Regions from separate parts of the Homo sapiens genome. Here region 2 is linked to region 1. A link is a loop called in an ENCODE intact Hi-C map of the cell type or tissue named here. Cell type or tissue: heart right ventricle. All regions are shown on one strand. Links, peaks and the distances in the headings refer to the core of each region. The heading gives the core; the rest is flanking DNA.

Region 1 (14,947 bases), core at 4,942-7,441:
AGAGAGCCGGATTCTAAACCCAGCTGCCCTCTTGACAACTCCGCTTGATGCTGAAAAGGCAACTCAGTATATCAAAATGAAACTCTTGATTCCTGCCATAGGCTTGTCCCCAGCCCTATCCCTCCTATCACCTCCTCATCTCAGCAAATGGCACCTCCAGCCACCCAACTGCCAAAGCTAAACATATCCCAAGAATTGTCCTAGAATCTTCTTTCCCTGCTGCGCATCCACCCCAGCAGCAGGTCGCGCCGGATCACCCTCCAGAGCATAGCCTGAGTGTGTCCGCTTCTTCCCACCCCCATGGCCACCATGCTGAGCTACACCTGCTTGAGACCTGTAGTGACTCATTCCTGGTCCTCTGTCTCCGTGTCACCCCAGGGCCTCCTCCACCCACCGCTGACCCTGCGGTCTCCCCAGCATGGCAGCTGAGTGCCCCCTGCAAATTGCAGACCTGCTAAGCTGCAGGCCCAGAGTGGCGCAGCACTGCTCAGCTCCACCCTCTCAGCTCGGCAGACGCAGGGCCAGCCCCACCTCAGTGTGTCAGGCGACTGCCAAGTACATAGGTGCCATGATGCAGGTCCCTGGGCTATCCTTATGGATAGCCTCGTGCCCGGCTGTTGTCATCCCAGCTCACAGAGACAACCCTGACACCCACCCAACCTCGAGTAGCCCCAGTGACCGCTATGACTTCATCACAGCTCTTAGCACCACTGTCTGTACTTTTCTTCACTGTTTGCTAAGTGTCAGTCTTCCCCAATTAGAATATAAGTTCCGGCCGGGCACGGTGGCTGATGACTGTAATCCCAGCACTTTGGGAGGCCAAGTCAGGTGGATCACGAGGTCAGGAGTTCAAGACCAGCCTGACCAATATGGTGAAACCCCGTCTCTCCTAAAAATACCAAAATTAGCTGGGTGTGGTGGCGGGCGTCTGTAGTCCCAGCTACTTGGGAGGCTGGGGCAGGAGAATCACTTGAACCCGGGAGGCGGAGGTTGCAGTGAGCCGAGATCATGCCACTGCACTCCAGCCTGTGTGACAGAGCAAGACTCCATCTTAGAAAATAAAATAAAAAAAAAAAAGCTCCTTGAGGGCAGAGATCTGGTCTGCCTTATTCAACTCTGTTATGTTCCTGGCACATAACTGCCACTCAGAAAATATTTGGTTTTTCTGTTTTTTGTTTTGAGACAGAGTCTCACTCTGTCCCCCAGGCTGGAGTGCAGTGGCACTATCTTGGCTCACTGCAACCTCCGCCTCCCAGGTTCAAGTGATCCTTGCTCCTTAGCCTCCCGAGTAGGTGGGATTACAGGTGCACGCCACTCTGCCCAGCTCATTTTTGTATTTTTAGTAGAGACTGGAGTTTCACCATGTTGGCCAGGCTGGTCTTGAACTCTTGACTTCAAGAGATCCTCCCACCTCGGCCTCCCAAACTTCTGGGATTACAGGCATGAGCTCACTCAGTTCAGCCTCACTCAGTAAATGTTTGATGAGTGAATGTTTGAAGGAACAATGCCTTCCCCATGAGGCCCTGATGATATGACGTCAATGAAAACACTCACCTTGTAAGCCACAGCCCTAGTTCTCTGGACAGGGGACACCCCTGCCGAGAGACCCCAAGGTGCCTGCCTGGCAGAGAAAGTGGCATCAGGAGGCTGTTGTCTCTCCCTGGCACCTCTTGACAGATCCCAAGCAGGGTCTGCCCTGCCCAGGGTCCTGGCTGAGGCCTCACCTGGTCCCCTCTCCCCATACAGTTCATCATCTCCGGATCCCTCTCAGTGGCAGCCGAGAAGAACCACACCAGTTGCCTGGTGAGTGTGAACAGGGGGACCCAGGGGCGGGGATGAAGCCACAGCTAAATCTCACTCTACCCTGCCCCTCCCATCCACTCACTCCTTCAGCTCATTCCCCAGCACTTCAGGGGACCTGCAAAGTGCCAGGGGAGGGGCACCACCCAGGCAGACCAGACGCAGACTGTGCATGTCCAGGAGAAGAAGACAGGGATACTCTTTCAATACACAAGCCAGGGTGGAAAGTGAGGTCCATGCTCATGGTCATTCCGAGAAAGGAAAGATGCTAGAAGATCTCCTGTAAGAGTCCTGCTGGGCCTTGGTGAGCAGAGAGGACTTAGAAATACCACAGGGAAAGCTGGAGAATGCACGGAGGAGTGTGGGCAGGGTCGCCACTGAAACCACGCCTGGCTCCATCCAACGAAGGCAAAGGTAGGAGAAGGAAAGTGGAAAGAAATCAGACAGAGAGATTTAATCCCATGATGGGGCTGGATTGTGGAGGGCTTGGTGCCTTCTGCAGGCACTGGGAGGCGATGGAGGCTTTGAACAGGAGGGTATGAGCTTTATGTCAGGCTCAGAGAACACGGCAATGAAGATCATGAACACGGCAGCGAAGGTCATGAACATAGCAGTGAAGGTCATGGCATTTATCTTCTGGTGCCTTGTAGACACCCGTAAAGCAAACTAACAAAGATGGTTGCCAAGCATGAGAAGTGCTGAAAGGAAGCAGGCAGGATAATATGAGTCATTCTAAGCTCAGCTGGGACGGTCTGGAGTCCCTGAGCAGGTATCACGGAACCGAGTCTTCACAGTTCAGAGGGCAACAACCACGGAAGAGCCCGGTCGGGAAACGCCATGGCTGGACAGGGGACCAGAGTGCTGGACCATCACAGGCAAGGGGTGGGCCGAGAGGGAGAGGCCGGGGAGGTGACTCAGAGCCTAAATGCCAAGTTCAGGATTTGTTTTAAGGACAATGAGAGACCACAGAGGCTTCAGCAGGGAATTCCTTGCCCTGTTTCCATACTTGAGAGGTATCCCAGGTGCTGGGCAGAGAATGGGTTGTGGAGGGGCAGGACTAGAAGCGAGGACTCTCCGGACCAAACCCAGTGTCCCCCGGGCTGTGAGCTCCAGGAGGACAAGACCTGACTTACTCTCTCCTGGACTCACAGCACTTTGCATAGTGCCTGGCATGCAGTAGGTGCTCAATAAAAGCTTTTGGCTTAATCAATTAATGGATTTCTTGTGAGGCTGTTCTGATCTCAATGACCTCCTGATTGCCATTTAAAAAGAAGAATCAGGGGTCTTTAAACCTGAAGAGGTCCTAGAGTCCCCAGCCCACCCATGAATGTTTCCCCTTGGGGCAGTTTAACCAGAAGGCTCCAGCTACGGGTCACGAGACCGTCAGGTTCGGGCTGCACGGGGATGGTGACCCCTGGGTGGCTGCCTGGACCACCCCAGGAGTCACTTGCCCTGCACGCTCTTTAGACCCTGGAGTCCTAGGCCTCTCAGCCCACCCAGACTTCAGACCTTCAGCTCCTGCCTCTCCTGTCTCCCCTGCCTGGTGCCCCACCAGTGTCTGCAGTGCCTCACTCCGCCAGCCACTTCCTGGAACCTCATAGAAATGAACTCAACCCCTCTCCCAACCAGGCCTCAGTGTCCACAGCAAAGAGCCTCCCCCAACCCATGCCCCTGAGCAGGCCTCAGCTGCAGCTTCTCCTGCGAGGTGCTGGGCCTGGGGGAGAGGGAGCCACAGTACGGGGTAAGCTGGAGGCTGCAAACTCCACCCAGAAAGGCTGTAAAGGAGGTGGTGCCCTTCTCCCTAGCAGCTTCCAAGAAGACGAGAGAAGGAAAGAGAGACAACAAGACCTCCTCCCGAGGTCCCAGGGGAGGAGAAGAGAAAAGGGGAGCAGTCAATGAGAACACAGCTGTGTGCAGGGTGGTGTGGCCACTGCCTCCTTGGCTGTGGGAGGCAGCGTGCTGGGGGCTGGGCAGCTGAGCCACAGCCCCTGCCTTTTCTCCTTCTCTTTGCCTATTCCCTCTGCTCCTGTCTCTCTGCTCTCTGCAGGTGAGGAGCAGCCTGGGCACCAACATCCTCAGCGTCATGGCGGCCTTTGCTGGGACAGCCATTCTGCTCATGGATTTTGGTGTTACCAACCGGGTGCGTTGTCAGATGGCCCTCGGGGTGGGAAAACTTGGAAAATGATGCAGCCATGTCCAGGAGGGTAGGGAGGTGAGAGTTTGCAGCGCCAGGACGTTGGCAGGGCCTGCCAGTCCCTATAGACCCCATGAATCCATGGATCCTCTGAGCCTTCCCCAAGATAGGCATCAGAAGGAGCAAGGAGGCAGCCTGCAGGGTGAAGGGGAGGGTGCAGGACTGGCGGCAGGGGGACTGGCTCCAGGCACAGCTCTGCTCCCAACTAGCCGCATGACCTTGGGCAAGTGGTTCTCACTCGGGGGACCCCCTTACTCTAGAACTCTGGGCTCACCTTTCTGTGGGTTTTGGTCCCCAGGATGTGGACAGGGGCTATCTGGCCGTGCTTACTATCTTCACTGTCCTGGAGTTCTTCACAGCGGTCATTGCCATGCACTTCGGGTGCCAAGCCATCCATGCCCAGGCCAGTGCAGTGAGTACCCCCACCCCCACCCCCACGTCCACTAAACCTGAGCTGAGCCTGTGTGGAAGGCAGTTGGCTGGGAGCGCGCTCTGCCTCCAGACCCCTCCCTCTGCACTCTGGGAAGCAATAAGAAGAGACAGCGCTAGGAAGGGTGTCCCATCCATGTCAGGGGGCCCAAAGAAGTCTTTGGGCTGGGCATGGTGACTCACACCCATAACCCCAGCACTTTGAAAAATGAGATGGGAGGATCTCTTGAGCCCTGGAGTTTGAGACAAGCCTGGGCAACATAAAAAGATCCTATCGCTACAAAAAAAAATGTATTTTTAATTAGCCATGTGTGATGGTACGTGCCTGTACTCCTAGCTAGTTGGGAGGCTGAGGCAGGAGGATCGCTTGAGCCCAGGAGGTTGAGGCTGCAGTGAGCTATGATCACACCACTGCCCTTCAGCCTGGGTGACAGAGGAAGGCTGTCTCTAAAACCAAAACAAAACCAAAGACGTCTTCGCAGGTCAGTGAAGACAGGACTGCTCTCCCCGTGGCACTGGGTGCACCAGCACCCACAGGGCCACTGCTCTGTGCAGCCCCACAGGCAGCCTTGCAGAATAGAAGGCCCAGGCTCAGGGCATGGGGGCAGTGCTGCACCCAGAGGAGTGAGACTTTTTGGAGTTCCCAGGCCACATGGGAGACAGGGGCATCAGGGAGGGCAGCATGATAGAGATGGAAATTAAGCTTTGATTTCCAAAAAAAATGGAGGACAGTGATGACAGAAAGGGGCTGGAGGGAGTGTTCAAGGCAGGGGAACCAGTTGGAGCAAAGGCTGCCTCGGGCAGGCAAATGCAGGCCACAGGGTGGGGTGCCCTTGGCAGGTGCACGATGGGATGCATTGAGGGTGAGGGGATTGAAGGTCTGAGCAGGGGAGTGAGCTGGTTGAGGGAAATCAGTCAAGAGGATTTGTCCAGTGCCGGAAGGTGGAGAGGGTGGACAAGCGGGGCTCGAGGCCAGGAAGCTGCAAGGAGGCTGGTGCCACGGTGCAGGCAAGAGAGAGCGAAGTCCTGAACCAGGCCAGGGCAGTCGGGAGAGAAAGAACAGCAGAGCCGGACGTGGTGGCTCATGCCTGTAACCCCGGCACTTTGGGAGGCCGAGGCGGGCAGATCATCTGAGGTCAGGAGTTCAAGACCAGCCTGGCCAACATGATGAAACCCCGTCTCTACTAAAAATACAAAAAATTACCTGGGCATGGTGGCAGGCGCCTATAATCCCAGCTACTCGGGAGGCTGAGGCAGGAGAATAGCTTGAACCCAAGAGGCGGAGGTTGCAGTGAGCCGAGATCACGCCATTGCACTCCAGCCTGGGCAACAAGAGCAAAACTCTGTCTCAAAAAAAAAAAGAAAAGAAAAAAAAGAACAGCAGAACGTTAGCGCCTGGAGAAATGGGACTTTTGTCTGTTTTGTTCACTGCTGTACTCCCAATGCCTGGATCATAGCTGGCCCCAGTAAATGTTGTTTGAAATATTGGTTGCACGGAGAGCCCTGAGCATGCGATTCAGACTTGCGGAATTCAGTACCAGGGCGCTGTTCTCAGATTACCCACAAGGGGGCACTATTGAACCACTACCCTGAAGCTCCAGCGTCCTCCAGGACGCTCAGTGCTGTTTTCTTTGCAGCCTGTGATCTTCCTGCCAAACGCCTTCAGCGCAGACTTCAACATCCCCAGCCCGGCAGCCTCTGCGCCCCCTGCCTATGACAATGTGGCATATGCCCAAGGAGTCGTCTGAGTAGCAGATGTGGCACCTGCGGGTGGAGTCCAGCCTTTTCCCTCTGGGCCCAGCCTCTCCCCACCCCCACCTTGTTCATCAGGGGCCAGCCCCATCCCAGCTGCCCTCCCTCACCACATCTACACATACTCCGGCATCTGAGTGAAGTGTCCCCAGGGACATCTCTCCCACACTTTCCCCAGTGCTTTCTTTCTAAAAGACACCGGGCTGACGTCAGGGGTGTGTGTCCTTCAGCTCCCTGAGCCCTGTCACCCTTCCAGGACACCCACCTTGTGCATCTAAGCATTTCTCTGCTCATTGGGGAAATCCTGGCCTCATTGGAGACTCAGGTTCGAGGCCTGCCCTGACCCTCGGGCCTCGGGAAGGTCAGAGAGCCCGGAATCCTCCAGAATGGAAGAGTCTGACTCTGGCATTCCACAGAGGTGCCGATACCAGGCCAAGGCCTCACAGCAGGGTAGTGGCCTGGCCGCAGGTCTCCTGGCCCCAAGATCAGCTCTGTCCTTTGTCATCTGTTGCCACATCCATGGAACTCAGGTTTCCTATTTGGAAACTAGAGTGTTGAACCAGATAAGGTTCATCAGGCCCTTCCAGCTCCCCAGGCTCCCTGAAGTCCTGGGTCTAGGCCAGGCATTGTCCCCCTGCTTCCTGGAAACCCTCATTTTCCTTGTCTGTAATATGAAGTCAGCATTGGCCCCGCCCCCCACCCCCTACCATCTCCCAATGGAGGGGAGGTTGCAGGGGAGAGCTGCCGCCAGCCCACTCCTGAGGCACCACCACAGTCAGCATCGACAGGGGCACAGCAGTGGCAGTTTGGGACCTCCCTGTGCCTCTCAGCACTCCCTTCCCCACCCCCATAGCCCAAGGACAAGGCTACCACAGAAGGTTACCACAGGACCTGGGCTTCGTCTCCAGGGGACAAGGAGACACTGTCAGCCTGGTGTTCACCAGGCCTGGTAGATGAGATGGCTTGTCTCATCCACACCACAGAAGGAAATAAACCATGTGGCTTAAATTTTGAGCTGGTCTTGTTGCAATGACTTTTTCTTTTTAACCTCAGGGGCTTCCAAGGGTCATCCCATGTTTATCAGAGGACCTGGGTAACTATCCCACTGTCACAAAAGGGCACCTCTGGGTGCCTCGCTCTGTGTGGTGTAATCCTTACACTTACTCTGTCCCCATCTCGGTTCAAACAAACATGCCTTCATATCCCCACTCCACAACTAAGGACACTGAAGCTTAAAGGTGTTAAATTATATGCCCAAGGCCACCGAGCTAGTTAGGAGCAAAACTGGGATCCAAACCTAGTTCCATGTGACGTCAGAGTCCGTGTTCTCACCACTTGGTCTCCCCTTAGTACAAACCTAAGTGCTTCCCACCAACCCCTTTTCCTCCTTCCTTCTGTTTCTTCATCCCCAAAACTAAGGCAGGGCTGCATTCCTCAACACACTCACTTCTTCTTCACCCAACAAACTCCCCCTCCTCCTTTAAGGCCCTATTTAAACGTTGCCCCTTCTGTGAAGTCTTCCCAAAGGAAGGGTGGTCCACGTGGTAGCTAAGTGCCGTGACCACAACACTGGAATGAGGGTGGGGCAAGGGAGGTGCCATTCAAGGGGACATTCACTCTCAGGATCATGCCAGTGCAGAGTTGGTGTAAGGGGTACAACAAGCTTTGGCTTTTACAATCAAGAAAGGAGACTCGAGGATTTAGAGCTTTCAGTTTAAGATCATTAAGTATAGAGTTGGAGGAAATGTACTTGAAGATTTAGGACCAGTTTTCTTGCCATATAAAGGAGACTAGAGACATTTCAGAACTGAGGGGAGGAGTTGGGGGAGAGAGAGGGAGAAAAAGAGAGAGGTTAGCCCCAAGCTGGGATTGCTTCCCTCTCTCCTCTGCTGACCAAATCCCTCAGGAAGTGTGTAGGCCAAAAACCACAGGTCCATTAAGAGGAATTAGAGACTACAAGGTCACTAGAGATGTCCCATATTCAGACAGCATGGAGCCACAACATAAAGATGGCTGGGGACTGTGCCTGGTGACACAATAGTCCTGCATTCCCATGTAGTGTATCAGTCCAAGCGTGAGAAAGCTCTCTGTGTTTCCTGAGCTGGCCAGTGGCCAGATGTGCAATGTGGATTACGTGAGACTATAACTTTATAACAAATATGAGCAGCAAATAAGAGTGGGGACAGTGGCCACCACTGAGAGAACAGCAAGGACAAACTATACCTCAGCAGAGGCTAGCAAGGACAGATGAGGGCTAAGGGCTTATGGACTGGAAGTCATTGGAAGTGACTGAGTTATCCTCAATTGGCAAAATTAAGTTTTCTACCACTACTGAGAGTAAATGGGAGGTAGAGATATAATTTCTGTGAAAAAGAACGCTGAGAACTACAAAATGTTACTAAGAGAAATTAACAAAGATCTAAGTCAATGAAATGATATCCTATGTTCATGAACTGAGAAGCTCAAGTTTGTTAAAATGGCATTGATTTTCAAAATTTATCTATAAATTCAATATGATTCCATTCAAAATTTTAGCAGTTTATTTTGGGGAAATTGACAAGTCAATTCTAAAATTCATATGGAAATTCAAAGGATCTTTAAAAATACAAGAAAACTTAAAGACAAAGTTGGAGGATTTAAACAACCTGATTTCAAGATTTACTACTTAGCAATAATTTAGACAGCATAGTTTTAGCCCAAAAATAGACAAAAAGACCAATGGAATAAAATAGAGAGCTCAGAAACAGACCCTCACATACAGTCCTTTGATCTATGGCAAAGACACCCATAATTAAGTGGATAAATGACGTTCTTTTTAATCAATGGTGCTGAAGCAATTAGATATTGGCATAGAAAAAAATGCACCTTAATTCCTACCTCACACCGTACATAAAAATTAATTCAGGATGAGTCACAGATCTAAATTTTATAACAAAGCAAGCTTCTAAGAGAAAACATAGGAAAATATTATTTGGGGATAAGCAAAGATTTACTAAACTAGAAATGCAAAAAACACTAACCACAAAAGACATAAAAACCATAAAAGAAATTGGAGTTTATTAAAAATTAAGAGCTCTGTTTATCAAAAATCACATTGTAAGTGTGAAAATGCAAAACATATACTGGGAGAGAATTTTGAAATGCATCATATCTGACACAGGTCTCATGTGCAGAACATATAAATAACTCCTAAAAATAATAAGTAGGCCAGGTGCACTGGCTCATCATGCCTGTAATCCCAGCACTTTGAGAGGCCAAGGTGGCTGGATCGCCTGAGGTCAGGAGTTCAAGACCAGCCTAGCCAACATGGTGAAACCTCGTCTCTATTGAAAATACAAAAATTAGCTGGGCATGGTGGCATGTGCCTGTAATCCCAACTACCTGGGAGGCTGAGGCAAGAGAATCACTTGAACCTGGGGGGCAGAGGTTGTAGTGAACTGAGATTGTGCCACTGTGCTCCATCCTGGACAACAGAGTGAGACTCTTGTCTCAAAAAAATAAATAAATAAAATTAAATAAATAAATACATAAAAGAGAGCTCAATTTAAAATGGGCAAAGAACTTGAGCAGACATGTCACAAAAGAAGATATAGAAGTGGCCAATAAATGTGCTCAACATCATTAGTCCTTAGAGAAATAGAAATTAAAACTACAATGAGATACCGCAACACACTAGAATGGCTAAAAATTTAAAAGACTGACTATAGAAGTGTTGATTAGCTTGGGAAGCTAGTCTTCTTATACATTGCTGGTGGGAGTAAAAATTAATACAACCACTTTGGAAAAAAATGTTTGGCAATATCTACTAAAGCTAAACATACACATTCAGTATAACCCAACAATTTTATTCCTGGATATGGACCCAACAGAAATCACTAAAAGACATGGACAAGAGATTTTGATGACAGCTTTATTTATCATAGGCAAAAACTTGAAACCACTGAAATGTCCATCAACCATAGAGGTAAATAAACTGTTCTATATTCGTTAAAAAGGAATAAATAAAAAGAACAAACTACCAATACATCTAACACACGAATGAATGTCTACGTGAAAGAAGACAAATAGAAAAGAGCACATCCTGGGTTATTCCAGTGATAGGAATTTCAAGAACGGTTTAGATACACTAATGGTAGTAGAAGTCAGCACAGTTGTTGGCCCTTGGGAGCAGCAGGGGAGGGGAGTGTGAGGTAGCCTCCTGGGGCAGTGCAGATCTTCATATCTTGATCTGAGTTATGGCTGCATGAGTGTATACATAGATAAAAATTAACCAAATTGGACACACCTGTGCACTTTACTGTATGTTGTTGCCTCCATTTTTTTAAGTGGGAAAAAAATAAATTAAAAAGTTACTATATTAGCTATCTATTTCTGCACAATAAATGACCACACACTTAATGGCTTAAAGCCACACACATATATATTACCTCACGATTTCTGTGGTCAGATACAGGTGCATCTTGGTTGGGTCCCCTGGTTAGGGCTTCACAAAGCTGCACTCAAGATGGCGGCTGGGCTGCACTCTTATCTGGAGACTCAACTGGTGAAGAATCCACTTCCAAGCTCACTCAGGTTGATGGCAGAATTCATTTTCTTGAAACTCTGGGACTGAGGGCCATAGCTTCTTTCTGACTGTCATTACCCTCAGCCCCTAGAGGCTGTGCTAAGCTCCTTGCCAAGGGAGCCTCATAACATGGACATTTACTTGTTTGAAACCAGCTGGGGAGTGATCCCTATAGCAAGTTGACTAGCAGGATGAAGATTTATATAACAACATAATTATGGAAGTGCCACCCCATCACCTTTGCAATAGGTTACTGGTTAGAAGCAAGTCACAGGTGCTACCCACACTCAAAGGGAAGGGTTATTGGGACCGCCTTAGAATTTGTCTGCCTCAGTTACAGTTCTGCTCATTTAAATTTGTAATTTTGAAAATGCAAATTCAATGTATTTAATTTTCTCCCAGTTTAAAAAGCCCTATCTATACCCCCTAAAACCCTTCAGCTGCAGGTTAATTTTTCTCCTCTCCTTTATTTTCCTCACTGTCACTCAACCCATTGAAATCACTCTCTGTAAGGTTATTGCATTGACCTTGTCACCAAAATCAATAGGCTTTTAAAAATCCTTGTTTTAATAATAGCTCTCTCCATTTCTTAAATGTTGCCTACCCATAGATTTCCTCTGTGTACACTACCTACTCTCTACATGATCTCATCCACCACTTCAGGTTCATTTCATCTTTTATTCAGCAAGTGCTGATTGGGTGTGTGCTGTGTAAGCTCTGGAGACACCAGACATTAGCCAAGATCTCTGTTCTCATGGAGCTCACATTAGCCATCTATCACCATCCTGACAGTTTTCAAATCACTGTCTTCCACCCAGATCTCTTTTGCTGAGACAGCCTCAGCATCTACTTTCTTGTCTCACAAAAAGGAATTTACATCTTCTCTTCCAACTCAAGCCATTTCCCCTCCTGTGTTCCTGATGTCAGTTGACGTCCCTATAGACTTTGGGCCACCCAAGACTGAACCCAAGCATCATTCTTGGTTTCCCCTCTCTCTAAGCCACACAGAATCATCCTCCACTGATTCTCCTTGCTCTGGTTTCTCAACTGAGTCCACTCTCCTTATCCTCCTCCTTTGAGCCACATCACTTTTCACCTGCATCTTTGAACCACACCACCTTTGAACCACGTCACCCTTCACCTACATCAGGCGTCAGCCTCCTGCCACGTCCCCAGCTCTGAGCCTGCCCCATGCATCTCTTGACTAGATGACAGCCAGAGGGATTTTTCTAAAGTACAAAGTCATCATGTTACTGTTCTGCCTAAACTTATTCAGGCTCTCCTTTGCCCTTGGGCTAAAGTCCAAATGCTCTAGCAACACTTACAAAGCCCTGGAGATGTAGCAGTTCACCTCTCCAGCCCCATCCCTCCTCACCCTCCACTTACACTTGACCCCGAGCCATCCTGAGTCTCCGTGAGCTCCATCTGCCTGGAAGGCTGCTCTCTGCCTGCTTCCAACCCTCCTATTTGTCCTGCTTAGCTCCCAACCCCACTTCAGACCTTCATTTAGATACCACTTCCTCCAGGAAGCCTTATCTGGCCTCATCCCCCAACCCCTTCTAGATTAGGGGAACTCCTCCAGGCTCTCGCCACACCCACATCTCAGTATCACATCACTCACCCGTCCACAGCACAGTTACCTGTCTCCCTGTTCATCTTATTCAATGGACTTCATATTCTTTCCCTATTGCTGCTGTAACAAATTACCATGAACTTAGTGGCCTAACATAACACAGACTTATTATTAGACAGTTCTGAGGTCAGAGGTCCTAAAATCCAGGTGTCGGCAGGGCTGAGTTCCTTCTGGAGGCTCCAGGGAGGCCCCGCTTCCTTGCCTTTTCCAGCTTCTAGAGGCCACCTGCCTTGCTTGGCTTGGGACCTTGGCCTCCACCTGCCAAGCTCTTCCACTCACTCTGACCCTCTTGCCTCCCGCTTGGGAATACATTGGGCCCACTGAATAATCTATCCCTATCAACAACTTTGACTTAATCATCTGCAAAGCCCTTTTCACTGCATAAGGTAACGTATTCACAGATTCTAGGGATGTGGACATTGTTGAGGTGCCATTGCTCTGACTACCACAAATTCTGAGCTCCTCAAGGCCAGGGGCAGCCTCTTGCCCACTCCTGGATCCCCAGCATGTCACACAGCGCCTGGCCCAAGTAAGTGCTCATTAGCTGTTTTATCAATGAACGGATCAGTTAATGAACAAGGGTATCAGGGGGGTGGGGGGCTGTCTTCCTACTCAGCAAAAAAGCACTGGTCCTGGAAAAACACTCACCCCATGTTTGAGGAGCTAAAGTCGTGGGTGATGAACGGGTGCAAGGCAACCAATGACAGTGATTATTGGCCTCACGTGTCTCAGCATTACAGTGGGCAGGCAAGTGCCTTCAGAAGAAACAGGTCTCTCTCAAAGCTACTGGCTGCTGCTCAGCCTGGCCCCCTACCCCTCAGGGGAAGCCTGCATAGTCCAGCAGGTCTGAGAGGGGTGAGTGGCCTTTTGCCTGATTGTGTGTGTGACATCGAAGTCTATGCCACATTGAACATGCATGACAGCTGAGCACGAGCGACCCCGGAAGCACACAGCAACTAAAATAATTAGGCACGGCCACTGACACGTGTGAGGCGCTGCTTTTAAGCATTTTACATATTCTAACTCATTTAACCCTCCAGCAACTTGATGGGTACTATTATCCCCATTTTATAGAGGGGAAAACTGAGGCCCACCAAAGTCAAATAACTTGCCCAAGGTCACACAACATTAAGAGGTAGAATCAAGATTTGAACTCAGGCATCCCAGATGCAGAGTCAGCTCTGAAGTGCTATGCTGTGCTCAGCAAGTCAAAGTCAGTCAGTCCTGGCATCAGGGACTATCTGTACAGCCGCTGGCTCTGCCTCGCGCTTCCCTGTCCACCCTCAGCAGAGCGATGTGGAGAGAGAAGCCAGATGGAAAAGGAAGAGCCCAAGGCGGGATCTAGGGGTCGCTGGATCTGGGGGTCGCTGGATCTGGGGGTCACAGGATCTGGGGGTTGCTGGATCTGGGAGTTGTGGGATCTGAGGGTTGTTGGATCTGGGGGTTGTGGGATCTGGGGGTTGCTGGATCTGGGAGTTGTGGGATCTGGGGGTTGCTGGATCTGGGAGTTGTGGGATCTGGAGGTTGCTGGATCTGGGGTTTGTTGGATCTGGGGGTCGTGGGATCTGGGGGTTGCTGGATCTGGGGGTCACTGGATCGGGGGGGTCACTGGATCTGGGGTCATAGGATCTGGGAGTCACAGGATCTGGGGGTCACGGGATCTGGGGGTTGTGGGATCTGGGGGTCATGGGATCTGGGGGTCACAGGATCTGAGGGTTGTGGGATCTGGGGGTCCCTGGATCTGGGGGTTGTGGTACCTGGGGGTCGCTGGATCTGGGGTCACTGGATCTGGGGGTCATGGGATCTGGGGGTCACTGGAGCCCACTCCACACCTCCTCCACCAGAACAGCCTCACGGAAGACCTTCACACTTCCCAGAGCAGCACCGTGCTCATGGAAAGATCAGGGCACAAGATGTGGCAACTGATTCTGTCAGATGCAATTTGTGGGCCATGCCTGGATCCTGGATCCTGATTTGAACAAATCAAAAGTAACAAGACATTTGTGAGATAATCAGAAACTGAAGCTCCGACTAGTTATTTGATACCCGGTAAGTACCAAAAACTAGATAAGAACAGGTTTTTCTGACTCCTAGGGTTAAGCTTGTCCCCCACAACAGGGGTCCCCAACCCCCAGGCCATGGAGCTATACCAGTCTGTGGCCTGTTAGGAACCAGGCCTCACAGCAGAAGGTGAGGGGCAACAGGCAAGCATGACCTACCACCTGAGTGCCGCCTCCTGTCAGATCAGCCGCAGCAATAGATTCTCAAAGCAGAACGGGCCCTATTATGAATTGCACATGCAAGGGATCTAAGTGGTACCCTCATGAGAATCGAATGCCTGATGATCTGAGGTGGACTAATTTCATCCCAGAACCATCCCCCATCCCCACCCCGGCCCATGGAAAAATTGTCTTCCACGAAACTGGTCCCCAGTGCCAGAACGGTTGGGGACCACTGCTCTATGAAAGTAGTTTCTTTTTTCCTTTCCTCTTTTTTTTTTTTTTTTTTTTTTGAGACAGGGTCACACTGTGTTGCCCGGACTGAGGTGCAGTGGTGTGATCACAGCTCACTGGAC
Region 2 (14,947 bases), core at 4,338-6,837, 410 kb after region 1:
TCCTGAGTAGCTGGGATCACTGGCATGCGCCACCATGCCCAGCTAATTTTTATATTTTTAGTAGAGACAGGGTTTTGCCATATTGGCCATGCTGGTCTCGAACTCCTGGCCTCAAGTGATTCACCCACTTCAGCCTTCCAAAGTGCTGGGATTACAGGTGTGAGCCGCCACACGCAGCCAGGAATTTTTTAATAAAACAACTTTTTTTCCTTATTCCTTAAACTGATGTTTGAAAAAAAACTTTTTAGTCAACTATTTGTGATTACCCAAAATATAGTTCATATAGAAAAAATTAACATAAGTATTGATTATAGTTTCCCTACGTCTACTAATAAGCTGATGTCCTGTGATATCCCATGTTGACAAATTTGGGCAGTAGGGGTAAAACTGACACAGAACCCCAGCCAGGCGCTGTGGCTTATCCCTGTAATCTCAGCACTTTGGGAGGCCAAGGCAGGAGGATAACTTGAGCCCAGTTCAAGACCAGGCTGAACAACATGGCAAAAGCCTGTCTCTACAAAAGAAAATGCAAAAATTAGCTGGGCATGGTGGCGCATGCCTGTAGTCCCAGTTACGAGGAAGGTTGAGGTGGGAGGACTGCTTGAGCCAGGGAGGCAGAGGTTGCAGTGAGCAGAGATTGATTGTGCCACTTCACTCCAGCCTGAGTGACAGAGGTAGACCCTGTGTCAGAAAAAAAAAAAAAAAAGATACAGAGCCCCCAAGTCACTTGCAACCCAACCCTGGGGATCAGATCAGCCTTGGCATTGCTCTACCCAAGATGGGCACAGACTGGATCTGGATCTTGTATGGGAACATGAGGGCCCTGGAAGTCCCAGAAGGAGCCACACCATTCCATTTTCTTTCCTTCGCCTGGAATAATGCCAGTTTAAGAAGGTAGCTCTTCTCATCTCAGGCAAGCAGAAGCTCCTAGTGGTTCTTTTTTTGTCTCTTTTGATTAGCAATACACTTTAATTATTTCTTTTTATTTGGCAGACAAAATGTTTCCAGCCTGGATCCTATCAGGGGAATTACAGCGGGTGCTCATCAAGTGGGAGTTCTCAGTAAGTCAGTTGGTTTATCTGACCCTGGTAGTCTTTCTTTACAAGTGGAAGGAAAATCAATGCATTCCATGTGTTATTCATTCAACAAACATGAATTGAACACCCTCCCTTTCTACCCCTTTTCTACTCTCCCTTTCTAGCCCTCTACACCCTCCCTTTCTAGCCCCCTTTCTACTCCCAACTCTAGGCCAGAAATAAAAACCTACACATCCCACAGTTGCTTAAGTTTTGGCCCACACTATGTTTCTTGAAAAACAAATTAATTAGCTGCTAACAGCTAAAGATCAGGGATTTCACATAAATATCCAGACTTTTGACTTTTTATTTTATGTGTATATATATAAAATGTGTGTTTATATATATGTATATGTATAAACACACATCAGTTTTCATCCACAGTTCCTGGCTCATAACCCGCATAGCCCTTGTTACTGTCTTTTGTTATGAGGTTGGAGTGTGTTAGGCTTCTAACCAGGCCCCAGAAAACAGAATCTTTCTCCCTGACCTCCTTCGGCCTTCTTTTCACCTGCTCCTTTTTCTCTCTAAGGCAGGCCTTAGCACCTAAAAATATATTCTAATCTTCCCCTGCCTCTGTTCATAAAGAAATTCTCTGACTGGCCGACTGCAGGTCATAAAACTCCACTTCAGAGGAGTCCTGCCCCATACCCTGGAGGAAGGAATGCTGCACAGAGAGACCAAGAAGAATCTCAACAGACGGGCATTTCTGGGCTTCTCCACTCAGTCTATCAACACTAGATCATTCCCTTTTTGTTCAATCACACTTTTTTTTTTTTGAGATAGAGTCTTGCCCAGGCTGGAGTGCAATGGCGTGATCTCAGCTCACTGCAACCTCCACCTCCCAGATTCAAGTGATTCCCCTGCCTCAGCCTCCCGAGTAACTGGGATTTCAGGTGTGCACTACCACGCCTGGCTAATTTTTGTATTATTGAGAGGTGACAGCGTGCTGGTCAGGGTTTGCACCCTTAAATGTCTGTCTTTGTCTTCAGGGAGCCAGGGGAAGATTTCCACGCCACAGGCTGGAGCTGGTGTCTATTAATGATTCAAACTTTTTTTTTAAAGACTCATCAAGTGCAGCGGTGAGAGGGAGGGAGTTAAACTCTTTTGGAGGCAGGGCTCATGCCTGTAATCCCAGCACTGTTGGAGGTCAAGGCAGGCGAATCACTTGAGGCCAGGAGTTCGAGACCAGCCTGACCAACACATTGAAACCCAGTCCCTACTAAATATACAAAAAATCAGCTGGGCATGGTAGTGCACACCTGTAATCCAGCTACTTGGGAGGCTGAGGCATGAGAGTCACTTGAACCCAGAAGGCGGAGGTTGCAGTAAGCCGAGATCCCACCATGGCCCTCTAGACCGGGAGACAGAGTGAGACCCTGTCTCAAAAAATAATAATAATAAAATAAATAAATAAATAAATAAAACTCTTTTTGAGGTTCTATATTTGTAACCTGTGCCCACAGCATGAGGATGAATTCTGATCTTCAAGGCAAAACCCTGGCCAGGCATGGTGGTGCATGCCTGTATTTGGGGAGGCGGAGGTGGGAGGGATCCTAGCATTTGGGGAGGCGGAGGTGGGAGGGATCGCTTGAGCCCAGGAGATTGAGGCTGCAGTGAGCTGTGATCATGCCACTGCACTCCAGCTTGGGCAACACAGCAAGACCCTGTCTCTAAGAAAAATAAAATAAAATAAATGTAAATAACAAAGCAGAATTCTGCCCCCTCCACTTTTATCCTTTACCAACTGCAGACCAAAGAGATTCATAAACTTTGTTGAGAGAGAATGTGGAGAAAAAGATGGTTCTTATCAAAATTAAAAATGTCTCTCTTTAAAACGTTTTTGGATTGTAGGATCTCTGTGTTGTATGGAAGCTCGAAAAGATAACTGAGTATATCATTCCCAATTCCGGTTTTGCATCAGAGTCCTTAAGCTTGGGAGGCTTTTTATTATTCATGAACATTGCCTGGGATTCATTTCTAATCTTCTGAAAAGAATCTCAGCCTATTCTTCTCATTATTTTTATGCTGTTTCTTAAGAAGTGAGAAGAAATTACAGCGAGTGACTATAACGTCTATCAGTAGATTGTGTTGAGTAAACGTCCTTAGTTCTAGGTGGTGTCATTAGCCTACAGTTTATAATTTGGGGAAAGTGAAAAAAGCATTAAAGCATATTAAGAAATAAAACACTTTTTTTTTAAAAGACAGCTTTTGGACACTTCTTGTGAGTGTAAATTGATACAGCCTTTTTGGAGTTGATTTGTTCTTAAAATGTGTATGGCCAGGCCGGGCGCGGTGGCTCACGCCTGTAATCCCAGCACTTTGGGAGGCCAAAGCGGGTGGATCACCTGAGGTGGGGAGTTCAAGACCAGCCTGACCAACGTCAAGAAACCCCATCTCTACTAAAAATACAAAATTAGCCAGGCCTGGGTGGTGCATGCCTGTAATCTCAGCTACTCGGGAGGCTGAGGCAGGAGAATCGCTTGAACCCAGGAGGCGGAGGTTGTGGTGAGCCGAGGTCGCACCGCTGCACTCCAGCCTGGGCAACAAGAACAAAACTCCGTCTCAAAAAAATAAAAAAAATAAAAAGTGTGGTCTTTGTCCCAGCAATTTTGCTTTCAGGATTTAGGCTAACTCAATGGTCAGAAATGCCCAGAAACATATATGAGCAGGGATGTAATCTTCAGAGTCTCTTACACAAGGGAAAATCCGGAGCCTCCCAGTGTCTGTTAAGCAGAGTGCCCCAGCATAGGTAGACAATCATGCAGCCATCTTTTTGGTTTTTTATCTTTTTTGTTTCTTCTTTTCTTTAAAAAAAAATTTTTTTTTTTTTTAGAGTAACAGGGTCTCAATATGTTGCCAAGGCTGGTCTCAAACTCCTGAGCTCAAGTTATCCTCCTGCCTTGGCCTCCGAAAGTGCTGGGATTACAGGCGTGAGCCACTACACCCGGCCTTTTTTTTATTCTTTTATTTATGTTTTTATTTTTTTGAGACAGGGTCTCACTCCGTTGCCCAGGCTGAAACGCAGTGGCATGATTACAGCTCACTGCAGCATCAATCTCCTGGGTTCAAGCAGTTCTATCTCACCCTCCGGAGTAGCTGGGCCTACAGGCACGTGCCACCACGTCTGGCTAATTTTTTTGTGATTTTTTTTGTAGAAACGATGTCTCATCATGTTGCCCAGGCTGGTCTTGAACTCATAGGCTCAAGCAATCGTTCTGCCTCAGCCTCCCAAAGTGCTGGGATTACGAGTGTGAGTCACCACACCTGACCTTTCCTAAAAAATATTTTTAATTTGTTTTTTTCTGCAGCCATCTTAAGTCACATGACCCCAGTCTTGCTGAGCGCACATCAATGTTAGACTTTCTGCATGTGAACAGTGTGACATTGCCCATGTAAGCAAATGTCCTTGGAGACACACACTAAAGATTTAGGAGCAAAGGATCATGATGTCTGCAAGTAGCCAGGCATGCGGGGCCCAGAGCCTTTCTGCCCGAGTTCAAACCCCAGCACTGATATGTACGAGTCACGTGACCTTGGAAAAGTTTGTTTCTGGGCCTCAGCGTCCTAATCTGTAAACTTGGGATAAGAATAGTCCCTTCTAGTCATGGGTAAGGGCAAGAGTAGGTATGCTAATGCATGTGGGTTTCTTCCTGGGGTACTGGAAATGTTCTGAGATTAAATCACGGTGATGCTTTTACAACTCCGTAAACATGAAAAAGACCACTGAACTGTACACTTCAGATGGGCAAATTTATGATATGCGAGACACACCTCAATAAAGCTGTTAAACTTTATAAACAACAACAAAAAATCACAGGGAAGAACAGTTTCTGCCTTCTAGGACTACAGTGAGGACTCAATGAATTTAACATATAAAACATTTAGAACATGCCTGTCACCTCGTAGCATGAGCTATTTCTATTTTATTTTATTTATTTATTTATTTTGAAGCGGAGTCTCGCTCTGTCGCCCAGGCTGGAGTGCAGTGGCTCGATCTTGGCTCACTGCAAGCTCCGCCTCCCGGGTTCACGCCATTCTCCTGCCTCAGCCTCCCGAGTAGCTGGGACTACAGGCGGCCACCACCACGCCCGGCTAATTTTTTATATTTTTTAGTAGAGACAGGGTTTCACCGTGTTAGCCAGGATGGTCTCCATCTCCTGACCTCGTGATTCGCCCGCCTCAGCCTCCCGAAGTGCTGGGATTACAGGCGTGAGCCACTGCGCCCAGCCGAGCTATTTCTATTTTAAACACCAGACAAAGACCAAAAGGTTAACAGTTAGCCAAAGGATTTAACACTCATTCTATCCAAAAGGCAACTGTATGGACAATTTTTTTCTCTCCTTATACTTTTCTGAGTTTCTTCCGTGATTGCTTTTAAGATGGTGGGAAAGCTAAGCATTATTCTATAAAAGAGAGGGAAAGACCCCCAATAGAGAGGAGGCTATATCTTTGCTGGGGTTGCCTGGGTTCCTGCTGGAGTGAATTATTCCCCAGAGAAAAAAGGCCATCAGGAAGCCTACTGTCAGTGGAGGACTGACGCCTAGTGGCCAAGGCGGATATTACATGCATACATGTGGTGGTCTTAGACCCGCCCATTGGTTCCATCTACTTAAACAGTTACTTAGCGACATGAAACCACTGTAATATGAACTCTCCTACCTTTAGACCTGCGAATCCCATTTTGAGAAATACATCTCACATAAGTAAATATATGTTTATTATTATTAGTTATAAAATATATATTAGCTACAAAGATTTTCCCAGGGACTCTATTACCAGTGAAAGATGGAAGGCACCCCAGATTCTAAGAGCAGGGAAATTATCAATAGGAAAGAATCTGCTCCTGGCTCTTTTTCTTTTGTTTATTTATTTTTTTTGAGACAGGGCCTTGCTGTGTCGCCTAGGCCGGAGTGCAGTCCGCGATCTCGGCTCACTGCAACCTCTGGCTCCCGTGTTCAGGAGATTCTTCTGCCTCAGCCTCCTAAGTAGTTGGGACTACAGGCACGCACCACCATGCCTGGCTAATTTTTGTTTTTTTGTTTTGTTTTGTTTTTTTGAGACGGAGTCTTGCACTGTCGCCTGGGCTGGAGTGCAGTGGCGTGATCTCCATCTCAGCTCATTGCAACCTCTGCCTCCCAGGTTTAAGCGACTCTCCTGCCTCAGCCTCCCAAGTAGCTGGGATTACAGGCACCCACCACCATGCCCAGCTAATTTTTTGTATTTTTAATAGAGATGGGGTTTCACTATGTTGGCCAGGTTGGTCTCAAACTCCTGACCTCGTGATAAGCCTGCCTTGGCCTCCCAAAGTGCTGGGATTACAGGTGTGAGCCACCATTCCCGGCCTGCTCCTTGCTCTTAAAGTGATGAGCGTGGACTACATCTGCCCATCTGTCTAAAGAAAAGCACAGACCATTTTTACAAATACACAATTTTGATATATTGCAAAAATGTTTGTGCAGAACAGAATGCAATGAAAAATTAGCTGCCTGAGTTTTTATTACAAAGGTTATATGAACTATAGAATACAGTTTTACAATAAATATATTTCCTAAAGAAAGTCTACAATTAATATTATCTTCTAAATAAATATTATGACTTTTAAATGTTTCCAATGGTTAGACACATATATTTGGCTATTTAAAAATATTTCCCAGGTAGACAATGTTTTACTTTAAGGCCTGTTCATTTACTTTTTAAAGTTTTTAAATTTGTTTCTTGTTGAGACAGGGTCTCACTTGTTGCCCAGGCTGCAGTGCAGTTGCACGGTTCACTGCAGCCACAACCTCCTGGACTCAAGCCACCCTTCCACCTCAGCCTCCCAAGAACCTGGAACTACAGGCACACACCACCATGCCCCATTAATTTTTAAATTTTTTGTAGAGATGGGGGTCTCGCTATGTGTCCCAAGTTGGTCTAGAACTCCTGGGCTTAAGCAATCCTCCCACCTTGGCCTCTCAAAGTGCTGGGATTACAGGAGTGAGCCACTGCACCCAGCAAGATCTAATAATAAGAACGTAGCCGGGCACAGTGGCTCACGCCTGTAATCCCAGCACTTTGGGATGCCAAGGCAGGTGGATTGCCTGAGGTTAGGAGTTCGAGACCAGCCTGGCCAACATGGCAAAACCCCGTCTCTACTAATAATACAAAAATTAGCTGGGTATGGTGGCGGAAGCCTGTAATCCCAGCTACTCCAGAGGCTGAGGCAGGAGAATTGCTTGAACCCGGGAGGTGGGGGTTGCAGTGAGCTGAGATCGCACCATTGTACTCCAGCCTAGGCGACAAGAGCGAAACTCTGTCTCAAAAAAAAAAAGTATGTAGATACGTAATGGATAAACAATGGAAAGGATAAAATGCAAACCAAAAAAATAAAGTTGACTTGCCTATAAAAAGAAAGAAAAGAAAAGCACAGCTCAAATCATGAGTAACAAGCACTCTCCCTCCCTCACCTCCTTCCAGTCTCCACTCACACGCCCCCTCCAGGGTGGGGCCCTCTGTGGTCCCTCTGTCTAAAATGTCAACCGTCCTGACACTCCCCATCTTCTTCCTTACTGTAGTTTCTTTCTGGCTTCACAGAATCACACGCTATAATTTGCTTATTTATCTTGTTGGTTATCTGTCTCCTTCCCTGGTGTGTAAACTCATGAGGGCAAAGATTTGGGTCTGTCCTGTTTCTTGATGAATCCTCTGTGCCTAAAATAATAGCTGCTTAATAAATACTTTTGGAATGAACATCATGTGAACTCAATGTTAAGAAAACCCAACGTCATAGGTGCACGCTGAGTGCAACTCTGCAAAAGCAGGAAGCGTGGACATTGCCGCCTGGATGAGTTTGCTCAGGCTGCCACAACAAATGCTACAGACACGGTGGCTTAAACAACAGAAATCGCTGGGCACGGTGGCTCATGCCTGTAATCCCAGCATTGGGAGGCTGAGGCAGGAGGACTGCTTGCATCCAGGAGTTCGAGACCAGCCTGGGCAACATAGTGAGACCCCATCTCTACAGAAAATCAAAAATTAGCCAAGCATGGTGGTGCATACCTGTAGTCCCAGCTACTCAGGTGGCTGAGGTGAGAGGGTTGTTTGAGCCTGGGAGGCTGAGGCTATGGTGAGCCATGATTGCACCACTGCACTCAGCCTGGGCAACAGAATAAGACTCTGTCTCAAACAAAACAAAACACAACACCAAAAAAAAAAAAAAAACAGAAATCTGTGTTCTCACAATTCTGGGGTCTAGAAGCCCAAGCTCAAGGTGTTGGTAGGGTTGTTCCTTCCGAGGCTTCCTTCCTTGCTAGTAAATGGCGGTCTTCTTCCAGTGTCTTCACACGGTCTTTGTGTGTGTTTGTGTCTTAATCTCCTCCTCTTATAAGGACACCACTTACGTTGGATTAGGGCCCACCCTGATGACCTCATTTAATGGTTTTGTTTGTTTGTTTGTTTTTGAGATGGAGTCTTGCTCTGCTACCCAGGCTGGAGTGCAGTGGCTCAATCTCGGCTCACTGCAACCTCCACCTCCCAGGTTCAAGTGATTCTCCTGCCTCAGCCTCCCCAGTAGCTGGGATTACAGATGCCCGCCACCACACCTGGCTAATTTTTGTATTATTAGTAGAGACAGGGTTTCACCATGTTGGCCGGGCTGGTCTCGAATGCCTGACCTCAGGTGATCCGCCTGCCTCGGCCTCCCAAAGTTCTGGGGATTACAGGTGTAAGCCACCGCACCCAGCCCTCATTTAACCTTAATCACCTCTTTAAAGGCCCTGTCTCCAAATACAGTCACATTCTGAGGTACTGGGGGGCAGGACTGTTATATGTAAAAATGTTTATTTAGAAACAGAATGCTTGTTCCCCAGTTCTGCAAAGAAATGGTACTTGAACATAAATGTAATTCTCTCAGCAAGGCCATTTTTACTTTCTGCAGAAAGGGTGCTCGTCGCAGATGCAACAATGGTGAGAACACACCTGAACAAAGGAGGGAAGCAATTTTTATCCTTTATGCAGTTGGTCCCTGCTACTGTGTCCTGTCTTCATTGGCTGGAGCCAGACCTCACAATCTAAACTAAAACTCGATTGGCTAACAGTTTAAAACTTTTCTAAATAGGTAAAAGTAATGGAAAAATAAAGGAAAAGAGGAAGTTGCTTATGCCAAATAGGGAAGGGGCATAGGCTGCGAGCTGGAACGTGACTGTGAGCGTGTCCAGCACAAATATATTGGTTAAGGTACAAGGACGTAGAATGTACTACAAGCCTATGAGCACGTTTAACAGCTACGTAGGATAGGGCCCAACAAAGTTATTTGCATAAAGTAAGGAGGCTTGAAGGAACTTAGTTTTTAAAAGAAACTGTTATTTTTAACACTTATGATTTAATCTTTAACAAGAAGGGAAACGTTGAAGAGGAACTTTTTACTTTCTACACGGACTTCAACGTATGAATTTTAGGGAGGACACAGTTCAACCCATAACACCAAGAAACACAAAGAATGCTGGAATGTGTTTAAAGAATACTGGGCAATTTAAGCATGAAAATAAATGGCAATAATGGATTAGAACTCACTGACCAAAGCAGGAATCTATGACACCACACTGATCAAGAAATACAAACAGATAGGTAAATAAATAGGAAGAAGAAAAGCTTTTCCTTACCAAAGAATGCCAATTAAAAATGTAAAATGTAAAAGAAATGATAGAATTAGAAAGTCACCCCTAGGCCGGGTGCGGTGGCTCATGCCCATAATCCCAACACTTTGGGAGGCTGAGGTGGGCAGATCACTTGAGGTCAGGAGTTTGAGACCAGCCTGACCAACATGGAGAAACTCTGGCTCTGCTAAAAATACAAAAATTAGGCTGGGTGCGGTGGCTCACACCTATAATCCTAGCACTTTGGGAGGCCGAGGCGGGCAGATCACCTGAGGTCAGGAGTGGCAGACCAGCCTGGACAATATGGTGAAACCCCGTCTCTACTAAAAATACAAAAATTAGCTGCTTGAACCTGGGAGGTGGAGGTTGCAGTGAGCCGAGATCACTCCATTGCACTCCAGCCTGGGCGACAATAGTGAAACTCCATCTCTATAAATGAATAAATAAATAAATAAATAAAAATTAAAAAATTAGCCGGGCGTGGTGGTGTGCACCTGTAATCCTAGCGACTGGGGTCGCTGAGGCATGAGAATTGCTTGAACTGGGGAGGCAGAGGTTGCAGTGAGCCAAGATTGCGCCATTACACTCCAGCCTGGGCAACAGAGCAAGACTCAGTCTCAAAAAATAATAATAATAAAGAAAGAATACATCAAACAAACCCTAGTTGAGGGACATTCTGCAAAACAACTGGCCTATACTCTTCAAAAGTGTCAACGTGATGAATGAAAAAGGCAGAGGGAGGGACTGTTCAAGATCAAAGGACACCTGGGAGACCTGGAACCCAAAAGAATGTGCGATCCTGGATTGAGTTGTGGAACAGAAAATTAAAAATCACAAAAAAGGACAATTTTAGGACAACTGGTGAAATCTGAATATGTGCTGTGTATTAGATAATAGTATCGTATCAATGTAAGACTTACTGCCTGTGGTCATTTTGACATCATCCACGTAAGCAAATGTCCTTAGAAACACACACTAAAGATTTAGGAGCAAAGGATCATGATGTCTGCAATTGACTCAAATCATTCAGCCAAAATAATAATAATATGCATGTATGCATGTGTATGGAGAGAGAGACAAAGAGAATAAATTCAGTAAAATGTCAATACGTGAATCTAAAAGCAATTATAATAATAATAATGAATCTGAGTGAAATATATATGGGAATTTGTGGGAGGTGTTTGTTTGTTTGTTTGTTTGTTTGTTTGTTTTGGAGAGGGAGTTTCGCTCAGTCACCCAGGCTGGAGTGCAGTGGTGCCATCTTGGCTCACTGCCACGTCCACCTCCCAGGTTCAAGCCATTCTCCCACCTCAGCCTCCCTAGTAGCTGGGATCACAAGCATGCACCACCACGCCCGGCTAATTTTTTTGTATTTTTAGTAGAGATGGGGTTTTGCCATGTTGGCCAGGCTGGTCTCTAACTCCTGACCTCAGGTGATCTGCCCTCCTCAGCCTCCCAAATATATGGGAATTTGTTGCACTATTCTGGCACTTTTTCTGTAGATTTAAAATATTTTCTTTTGTTGTTGTTGAAACAGGGTTTCACTCGGGTCGCCCAGGCTGGAGTGCAGTGACACAGTTATGGCTCACTGCAGTCTCAACCTTCTGGGCTCAGGTGATTCTCCACCTCAGCCTTCTGAGTAGCTGGGACTACAGGCGTGTGCCACCATGCCTGGCTAATTTTTTCTATTTTTAGTAGAAACAGAGTTTCACCATGTTGGCCAGGCTGGTCTCGAACTCCTGGACTGAAGCAATCCACCCACCTTGGCCTCCCAAAGTGCTGGGATTACAGGATGAGCCTCCGTGCCCGGCTCTCCTTGCCATTTTTACATACTGATATCTCTGGGCTCTGTGCCAGACTGGGGTGGGTGCCAGAGGAAAAGGATAAGACCCCGCCCCTCCCCTTGAGCACAGGGTCGACTGCAGGTGGTCACGCACCATCTGCTGGGTGCTGGGGGGCAAGGCGGCAGCAGGACATGGGAGGAAGGTACGGGGGAGCAGGGTCTGAAGGAGAGCATTAGCAAGGGCCCTCCCCCTCCTCCTCTCTCCTGCCTTCCACCGGGATCTGCCTTGCTCCGAGGCGGAGAGACTGACCCCCAGGCTCCAGTACCCTCCACCTTCAGCCCCAGCTCGAGCTGGGTCCTGGCAGTGCTAGTCCCTCCCTGCGCTCCTTTTGATTTTCCACTGCTGCTGGCTCCCGGTGCCTCCTCATCGCTTTTGGGGTCCTTTACCCTTGCCCACCCCCTCACTAAATCTCTTCAAACCTCTAGGTGGGCCACCTGTTTCCACAAGGATTCTGACACTCTAGGTAATGACAGAGAAACGCTTTCAAAGGGAACAGCTTGTGCCAAGGCTCAGAGGCAGGGGAGGATGTAGCCCAGTGGGAGAATTCAGACCGCCCAGGGCAGGAGGGCAGGAAGGCAAGCTGTTCCAGCCCAGGTCACAGCTCTCAGCATTGAAACTGGGAACTGTGACACCTCCCACCTGAGCCCCACATCCCCCACCCCCGGAGGACGCATTGGCCGGGGCCTGCCTACAGCTTTACCTGAGCCCATCCCGGAGCGTGGACTGGGACACAGGAGCAGGCTCCAGGCTCCACCGTGGATTACACAGGCACACCCCTTGCTGAGGTCGAAAACAGGAGGCTTGTGTTCCTCCTCCACAGTGGCGTGGTTTTGGAGCCTCCAGCCAGGCCCAGAAGCCTCCTCTACCTTTCCTTTTTTTTTTTTTTTTCTTTCTTTCTTTTTTTTTTTTTTTTTAGATAAAGTCTCGCTCTGTTGCCCAGGCTGGAGTGCAATGCTGCAATCTCAGCTCACTGCAACCTCTGCCTTCCGAGTTCAAGCGATTCTCCTGCCTCAGCCCTCTGAGTAGCTGGGATTACAGGCACGCGCCACCATGCCTGGATAATTTTTGTATTTTTAGTAGAGACGGGGTTTTACCATGTTGGTCAGGCTGGTCTTGAACTCCTGACCTCATGATCCGCCCGCCTCGGCCTCCCAAAGTGCTGGGATCACACGCATGAGCCACCATGCCCAGCCCTCCTCTCTACCTTTTCTAGCAATGAAAACTTCATACCTGACAGTCAGCCTGGATGCTTAATGCTCAACCATTCACTCAACATCTACACTGCCCCAGGTCCAGATCTTTGTAAAAATGAGATGCTCCCCTAGGAAGGAGGAACACACTCCTGGACTGATTTCAGCCTCCAGATACTAAGACAGTTTAAATGCCTCCTCCTCCACGATGGCCTCCCATATGTCCCTTGGAAGTAAGCTCCTTTTCTTGAATGACTAGCACTCTGTCCCTTTTATACCCTTCTTAGTGTCTGCCCTAGTTAATAATTTCTACTGTTTTCTGCTTTTTATTACAGTGACTGAGGTATGGGTCTTACTTCTCTCACTCAGATGTAAACCCACTGAGGACAAAACTCATGGCTGATTCATCTCTATCAAGCCTACTGCCTGGCATGTGGAATGTATGAATGAGTGAATGAACGAGAAGATGAACAAGGCAAAGCGCTCATAAGCATGGCCAGTTTGGCCAGGGAGTAGGCTGTAAGAAGACGTCAGAGCCTTCTGCTTGAATCTGCTGCCTTGCCGCCCACCCCAGGCTAAGGCACGAAGACCCTCAAAGCTGCTGCTGCAGGTCCTTTGGAGGAGCAGGCAGCTGGGCTCCCTGGCTCTCCCATCTGGAGCAGGAGGCCCAGGACAGGTGCTTTAAATACCCTCTGGCCACACCCCCAGCCTACTGCCCCTGGCACCAATGGTGGCAGAGTCACAGGTCAGAAACCAGGATTCAGGTCACCCCTTAGAAGGAACAGGGCGTAGATGGGGACAGATTGGATCAGAAAAGGCTGAGGAGGCCAGGTCCAGAGCTGTGCACACCTGGGAGTAACGTGGTATTTGAGATACCGAGGACAAAAGAGCTGCGGCTGTCGGGGGCAGGACGCACTATCAGGGGACCTTAACCTCTGTCCCCAAGAGGGGTTCACACCCCAGGCCACCAGTTTCAGTGGGTTTACACTGGGGCTCTGGGCAGGCGCAGCTCAAGGCAGGTGCTCTGAGGGAGAGCAGGGCTGTGAGGGGCTGGGGAGGCTGGCCCAGAATCTCCCCATGCCCGCCTGGAGACTGCAGGCCAACTTCCTGGTCATGCCCCAGTTCCCAGGAATTTTCCAGCTCCTGCTTAATAGCTCCATCCTCCCTCCATCTGCCCCCAGCCCACTCCCAGTTTCCAAACATTTTCTTTTTTGCTTCCAGTTAACCCTTGCTCTGCCCAGTACCGAATTTCTGTCACTGCCTCCTCCAAGACCTTCTCTTGTATTTTGCCCAAAGCAGGTGTCAGAACCCTTTCTGGGGGCCGAGCAGCTTGGTGTTGGGAGGCTGTGGTTGAGATTCCCGGCTCTCTTACTCCCTTCCCAGGGCTTGGGCAAATTCTTGCCCCCAGTGCCTCCTCTCTGCTTCCTGACTCTCCCTTGAGAGCTTGGACCATAGACCCCAGCACCCTTCCTGCTCAAGGACACACTCCACTCTGAGTATACACCCAACAGAAACACATACATATGTTCTCTAAAAGATGTGTATTAGAAGCCGGGCACAGTGGCTCACGCCTGTAATCCCAGGACCTTGGGAGGCCAAGGCAGGTGGATCACTTGAGCCCAGGAGTTTGAGACCAGCCTGGGCAACACAGGGAGACCCCGTCTACACAAAAATAAAAAAAATTAGCCAGGCATGGTGGCACACACCTGTGGTACCAGCTACTTGAGAGGCTGAGGTGGGAGGATTGCTTGAGTCTGGGAGGTCAAGGCTGTGGTGAGCCATAATTGTGCTTCTACACTCTAGCCTGGGTGACAGAGCAAGACCCTGTCTCAAAAAAAAAAAAAAAAAAAGAATGTGTATTAGAATGACTGTAACTAGCAATAGTAAGTTCTATAGTTTGAAATATCTGGAGGGAGGATATTGAATGCTCCCAAAACAAAGGAATGATAAGGCCAGGCGAGGTGGCTCACACTTGTAATCCCAGCACTTTGGGAGGCCGAGGCGGGTGGATCACCTAGGAACAGTTCAGGGGTTCGAGACCAGCCTGGCAACATGGTGAAACCCCGTCTCACTAAAAATGCAAAAATTAGCCAGGCTTGGTGGCAGGTGCCTGTAATCCCAGCTACTCGGGAGGCTGAGTCAGGAGAATCTTTTGAACCCGGGAGGTGGAGTTTGCAGTGAGCCAAGATGGCACCATTTCA

What was found. Hi-C counts contacts between places; a loop is a spot of excess contacts. Peaks named below come from ENCODE experiments on the same cell type or tissue, not always from the same donor. Only the 100,000 strongest peaks of a DNase experiment are listed, where the experiment ranks them.
Region 2: it touches region 1 in a loop (5-fold over the local background); 20 of 110 quality-filtered maps call a loop at or near these places.

Annotation. Positions count from the first base shown.
Region 1 is chr11:60,769,545-60,784,491 of GRCh38, forward strand. It overlaps MS4A15 (membrane spanning 4-domains A15), which reads left to right. Exons shown (of 7, transcript NM_001098835.2): 4 at 1,747-1,803; 5 at 3,848-3,940; 6 at 4,293-4,406; 7 at 6,061-7,189. The coding sequence ends at 6,171. Among named protein-coding and RNA genes, the nearest start is that of MS4A10, 8.3 kb to the right of the region's middle. RefSeq lists enhancers at 4,896-5,527, 5,528-6,157, 6,158-6,787 and a silencer at 5,894-6,013. In heart right ventricle, for the core only: CTCF peaks have their summits at 5,988 (motif pointing right) and 6,206; a DNase peak (open chromatin) is centred at 5,987; H3K4me3 peaks cover 336 bases; H3K27ac peaks cover 1,436 bases.
Region 2 is chr11:61,182,110-61,197,056 of GRCh38, forward strand. It overlaps LOC124902678 (a long non-coding RNA gene), which reads left to right. Exons shown (of 4, transcript XR_007062691.1): 2 at 994-1,061; 3 at 13,082-13,422. Among named protein-coding and RNA genes, the nearest start is that of PGA3, 14 kb to the right of the region's middle. RefSeq lists enhancers at 11,390-11,891, 11,892-12,391. In heart right ventricle, for the core only: CTCF peaks have their summits at 5,620 (motif pointing left) and 5,825; a DNase peak (open chromatin) is centred at 5,632.